Linked DNA regions of Mus musculus: region 1 is linked to region 2. Evidence: chromatin loops called from intact Hi-C (ENCODE). Cell type or tissue: heart. All regions are shown on one strand. Each heading gives the region's core, and the rest is flanking DNA. Links, peaks and the distances in the headings are about the cores only. Region 1 holds the start of Rpa1 (replication protein A1). Region 2 holds the start of Rtn4rl1 (reticulon 4 receptor-like 1).

Region 1 (2,902 bases), core at 221-2,720, 160 kb before region 2:
AGACCAAATGACAAGGCAGAACATTTTCCAGACCAAAATTTCCCTGAAGTTTCCATTCACTTACTGAAGAAGGGAAGAAGAAGGAAGGAAGATGTCGCTCAAAGTCTCTGCTGTAGAAATTGTGTCCTGCACAGACTTCGGGAGTGAAGCCCACTTCTTAAGTAGGTAGGACTTCCATTCATCCACCGGTAGATCCATGCTGCCGCAGCTCTGTAAAGTCAGAACATGAAGATTCAGCTTTCTATTAATGCATAGTTCTAGAAAATCGAGATTTCATCCTACCAAGTGACACGCAACCAAAATCATTTCTTCTGGGGTTTTCTATAGCTGTTGATATGCTGAAGGAGAGTTAATCTGTGGTGTGGTACCAATTCACCCAGACATATTCTTTGGAACTGTTTGAGAAACTATAGTAGGTTGTGGTTGTACAAACAGAGATCAAAATACCAGTAGATGGCTACTATTCCAGTCTTTCTAGACCTGTTTACCTTAGTTGCCCAAAGTTTTCCAGACTTCTTACTCCAGCAACTATGAAGTTAAATATTTTCATTTCTTAGACGGCTCAGTTTTCTGTTTTGATCTCCAGGTCTTTCTTTCAGTTCATATAGCCTCTCTCCCTTTTTATTTTTATTACTTTTTTTTTTTGAGACCGGATCTTATGTTAGCCTGGCTGGCTTCGAACTCAGAGATCTGCCTGCTTTTACCTCGAATGCCACCACGCCTGGGTCCCAAATTTTGATTTTTCAGGGTCTCATTTAGTTCAGGTTGACCTCGAACTCAACGGTGTTAAGGGTGACCTTGAACTTTTGCTGCTTCTACATCCCAAAGGCTGGGATTACAAACAGATCAGAGCCAGCCAGCACGCCAGGCTCTCCAATACTTTTGCATAGGCCATTTGGGCTTTTAGGAACATCACTATCCTCACTGGAATCCACCTGACAAATTTCTACACACACTTTAACTCAGTTCAAACCGCATCGCCTCTCGAAAGCCTGATTGATTTTTGACCCCCACTCTGGAGCTCCACATGTGTGGCCCATATCGCGTCTACCATCCTTGAGGCTGGGTTCCTTGCGGCCACAACTCTCAGGTGGAACTCAAGAGGGCGGAGACTGAGTCTGATTTACCTTGTTTATCCCACAGTGCCAAGCTCTGGGCCTGGCACCGGCGCCGGGCACGCACTGCGTGAAGAAGTACCCAGGTCACTGCTTTGACTATATTTAGCAGCAGTTACCAGGGGAGAGCTCCGACTGTTCCCTGGGTTGCCATTCTGTCTGTCCGCCAAAGGACTGGGCGGGCAAAGTTCCGACAGCTGGCGGGGGAACAACTCAGTAGCACCGCGCTGACACAGGCGCACTGCGACCCAGCGCCCCGCCCTCACGTCCCGCCATCCCGCCACTAGGCCTCGAACCCGGCCTCGGAAGAGTCACGTGCTCTGCCTGCCGCGCGGTAGCCAATGCGGTGGCTATCGGCGTCTAGGCCCGCCCCTCGCACCGCGCTCACGCTGGGGGCGGATCGGCACGCACAGTTGCTCTAGCCAATCGTTGAGCAGCCCGCGGGACCCCGGCAGAGAAGCTCAGGCGGTGCAAGAGCGCGAGCGCGGGAGTTAGCGGTGCAGCCATGGTGGGACACCTGAGCGAGGGGGCCATCGAGGTAAGGAGACGACCCTGAGCGGGCTCGATGGCCCTAGCAGCGCGGCCTTGGAGCGGTGCAAAGAGGACCCGGGGAGGGAGCCGCTGTCGATCGGGAGAGCGTCAGGGAGGAAATTATACGGCCGCGGGGGAGCATCCCGGGGTCTCTAAGACCATCAGAGGATGCTGGAGGCAACCCGGTACTGGCAGAAGAACTCACGAGTTTTTTTAGTTTGTTTACATCTAAGAAAACAAGACAAATAAACATGCCGCTGTCTATCTTCGGCGGCCTCTGTTTCCTCCCTTTCTCCATCACCCCAAACTTTTTGGACTTGTTTTCGGCTGTTTTACTTCTTTTACATCCTCCTAACTCATTATTGCTACTAGACATCTCTCTGGTCACGAGAGAGAAAACGCTGACCGAAGTCACCAGTGGCTTCCCAGTAGCCAAATCAGAAGACATTTTAAAATTTTTCAGCCGACCTAATTGTTTGAGCTTGTTGGCTTCTTTCTGCTAACACTCCTCTCTTGCTAGTGTTCTGTGTTTCATGTTGACAACTTTTTCCTTATTTTACCGGCAAACCCCATAGATTTTTTTGTCGAGCCAAGGCCCTCTGCAGACTAGTTTATAGCCCTTCACCTGCATGTTATTAATTCTTTCCTGCTGAGCTTCCTTCGATCTGCCCTCTATCTTCAAAGTCATTTTCAATTGAACATATATCAGAGCAAATCCTTTATGTCCCTCTAAGTCTGAATTTTAAAAAAGAGTGTGTGTGCGCGTGCGCCAGTGTGTAGTATGTACACATATGTATGACATCTTGGGGATGGCGAATGTGCGTCGGATGCCAGAGGACAACTCTGGGACGTTGTTTCTCTTCCCACTCCGCTGTGGATTCTGTGGATTGAGCTCAGGTAGCTGGGCTTACACAGCAGGCACCTCTACCACAGAGCATCCTTTTGCCCGACTCTGGACACCTAGTCCATCACCAGTTGAAGTATATTTTAACTCCACACTTAACTTTTCCATCCCCACTGGAATAGTCTTTTTTTTTTTTAAAGATTTATTTATTGATTATATGTAAGTACACTGTAGCTGTCTTCATACACTCCAGAAGAGGGAGTCAGATCTTGTTACGGATGGTTGTGAGCCACCATGTGGTTGCTGGGATTTGAACTCCTGACCTTCGGAAGAGCAGTCGGGTGCTCTTACCCACTGAGCCATCTCACCAGCCCTGGAATAGTCTTTTGTTGGCTGAACTAGTCAATTTCAG
Region 2 (2,856 bases), core at 1-2,500:
GTTCCATGCAACTCCAACTTGCCCCTGAGGTTCCAACTCACCTTTGCGAAGCATGTTGGCCGCGGGGCCGCCGCTCCGAGGTCGGCCTAGGCGCGCTCCCTCCTGGGGTCCAGATTCAAATCCCTGGGCGCCAGCTGCAGCTAATCCGAGCGCGTCGAGGCGGGGGCAAGCCGGGAATCCGCTTGTGCCCGGCGGCCCGGTCCCGCAGGGGCATGGTGAGCCCAAACCCGGTGCTCAGGGCACCGGCGCCTGCTAGCAACCGCGGCGCTGCCAACCAACGCGGTGCGCTCGCTCAGCCCCGGGCGAGTGGCTTGCTCCGCCGAGCCGGCGGCCTGATTCTGCCGCCCCAAACACTTTGCAGGCGGTTTTGAGGGGGGACGCCGCCCCCTAGCCGGCCAGCCGATGTCCCCTCTTCCCCGCCCCCTCGGGCAGCGGCTGCTGCAAAAGGGCGCTCGTACGCACAGCCTAGCTCCGGGAAAGCGCCCGGCGCGCGTTTGCAGGACCGAGCGATCCGCCGAGCGGGGCGCCTCCCTTCCTCCCCCCGGCTTCCCCCACCTCTCTTCCTCCTCCCTCCCTCCCTCGCTCTTCAGCTCCCTCCCTCCCGCTCCGTTCCCCGCCCCCGCTCACGGAGCGCCTCCCATACAAAATTTATGAAAGTGCTCTCAGCTCGCGGTGCGGAGCGCCGTCCTATTCCCAGGGCAGCGGCGCTCAGCCGTGCGGCGCCGCCTTCCAAGGTGTTTTCGCTGCACCTGCCCCCGGGGATGATCCTCGGCCCGCGTCCGTCCAAGTACCTGCCCCAGTCATCCGCGGGTCGTCCGGCCACTGTAATCGCCCTCCCCGGCCCCGCAGGCTTCTCCGAGCACGCACCCGCAGCCCAGCCCCCGCCTGTTTGCCCTTCGCTGCTGGAGGTCATCAAGAGAAGCGGCTGGAACAGTGTACCGGCCCTGAGCCCCGATGACAAGTCCAACACCCTTGCCCCGTCTCCTCTCTGACCCGCGTCCCTTCCTTCCTGTGAGGCTCGACGGCTCTTCCCTGCCCAGAACTGCTCCGGCGACATAGCCTTCCCCCCACCCCGCCCGCCCATCCAGAGTTCCAAGACACTGTTCTTTGGGGGGAGATGTGCGGGACAGCTAGCATTTGGGGATGTCCAGTTGAAAATCGTATAAAGAACTATGGGAGTTCAGGTGGGCTATCTCTGGCTGGAAGGCCTCCCCGGTCCCCTTTAGTCCTACACAGACCCCACCCATGAGAGGATTCTCCAAACAGGGAGGAGGTACCGCCTGAAAAGCCGGTCGGTCCTGCAAGGGCCCTTTGGGCCAAGTGTGGAGAAGGTTCAAGCCAGCAGAGATCCTAGGTGGAGGCCGGCACCCCCTACTGGCCCGGGATAAGAAGGACTCCCTAAGAGGAAAAAGACTGGGCCAGGTCACTCGTTGAACATATTAGAGTTTTATGTATTACACTATGTGGAAATTCAGCCAGTGAAAAAGAGAAGGTCCCTGTCCTCCTTGAGTTTATACTCTAATAGGACAAAAAGAGAAAAGTTCAGATGATGGAAGTGTCTGGAAGAAAGACAAAGAGGGTGTTGCTCTGGAGCTGATCCGGGATGCGAGTGGGGGATGGGGTGGAAGTGGAGCTAATGTGACAGCTGCCATCTAACCAGAGATCTAAGTTCTCTGTGGAGTAAACTTGGAGGGGTGATCAGAAGTCAGAAGCAAGGCCATTATCACTGGCACGAATACAGATACTCAGAACCCTAAGGTCCCGGCCCCTGGTTTGAGCTGAGTGTGAGGGAGAATCAGACCTGATTCTCCCTCAGAAAGTCTGGGTTCAACAGGTGGAGCAGAGAGGACACCTGGAAAGGAAAGACTGCACAAATGTTTGAAGTAACCTTGTTTAGAACATTCTTCAGCTTGGTCCTTCTAGGGTTGGGAACACAAAGTGAGGTATTCCTTAGTTCCTGCCAGCTGCAGGAACCTGCACCACCTGAGCCCTGGCAAACTAAACTCTTAGAACAGAGCTGTGGAGACACAAAACTAAGGCCCAGAGAGGCTAGCTGACTTGCTCAGCAGCATCCAGTAATCAGTACTAAACTGTGGGCCAGGATGAGGGCTTTGCTATTCACTTTCCCACCTTCCCGTGCCGCCTCCCCATGAACCCCTTGCCCCATCGACTCCAATGTATTGGGCAGACTTGGGCGGTGTGAGTGTGAGAAGCAGTTATTTTGGGATTTAGGAGGGCTGGATGTTGACTTGGAGTCCAGCCAGGGAATGGGGGTGGCTGTTGGTGGGTGTTGTGGTGTAATGGGGGAGGGGGTTGCATTGAGCCTGCCTTCTCATCAGGCAGTAATTACTCAGACTGCTGAGTAACTCAGGAAGGGGGACCCTCACTGGACAGATGGAAGTGTCCTCAGCCCAAGCTGATTGACAGTTACCACTGTCCTGCTCGGCAAGGTCTTAGGGACACAGTCACGATGGTTTTGCACTGCAGCCTTTATCCTGTATCATCTGGTTTCCTAAGTGGGGGCAGGGCTGCTCACATGTGACAGAAGCTATACAGCAATGTTGGGAGACGGTGGTGCATACCTCTGATCAGGTAAAGGCCCCAGGAGATGAGAGGGCTGCTGGGGAGAAGCCATTGGGCCATTGGCACCAATCTTTCCACTATAGAACTTGAAGTGAAAGCTAGAACAGAAGGTGCCCACGGACAGACTAGGCTTTGGTATGCTGAGGTGGCAGAGTGGGCTCCAGAATGCACTGAGGGGTAGGGATGTCTAGAGAGGCTGGGAGACACAGGAAGCCCAGGCTGGACTCTTATTAAGGTGAACCATTGTTCCTTGATGAGCACACTCTGGGTCAA

What was found. Peaks named below come from ENCODE experiments on the same cell type or tissue, not always from the same donor. Only the 100,000 strongest peaks of a DNase experiment are listed, where the experiment ranks them.
Region 1: it touches region 2 in a loop (2.9-fold over the local background); 1 of 42 quality-filtered maps calls a loop at or near these places.

What each region holds. Positions count from the first base shown.
Region 1 is chr11:75,346,977-75,349,878 of GRCm38, reverse strand. Rpa1 (replication protein A1) reads left to right here and starts at 1,496. Exons shown (of 17, transcript NM_026653.2): 1 at 1,496-1,653. The coding sequence starts at 1,621. It overlaps Smyd4 (SET and MYND domain containing 4), which reads right to left and starts at 1,446. Exons shown (of 11, transcript NM_001102611.1): 1 at 1,128-1,446; 2 at 65-210. The coding sequence starts at 198. In heart, for the core only: no CTCF peak of the experiment used is centred there; a DNase peak (open chromatin) is centred at 1,378; H3K4me3 peaks cover 2,096 bases; H3K27ac peaks cover 1,744 bases.
Region 2 is chr11:75,191,480-75,194,335 of GRCm38, reverse strand. It overlaps Rtn4rl1 (reticulon 4 receptor-like 1), which reads right to left and starts at 343. Exons shown (of 2, transcript NM_177708.5): 1 at 42-343. The coding sequence starts at 54. In heart, for the core only: CTCF peaks have their summits at 445 and 1,379 (motif pointing left); DNase peaks (open chromatin) are centred at 445, 1,315 and 2,355; H3K4me3 peaks cover 1,414 bases; H3K27ac peaks cover 1,817 bases; H3K27me3 peaks cover 1,157 bases.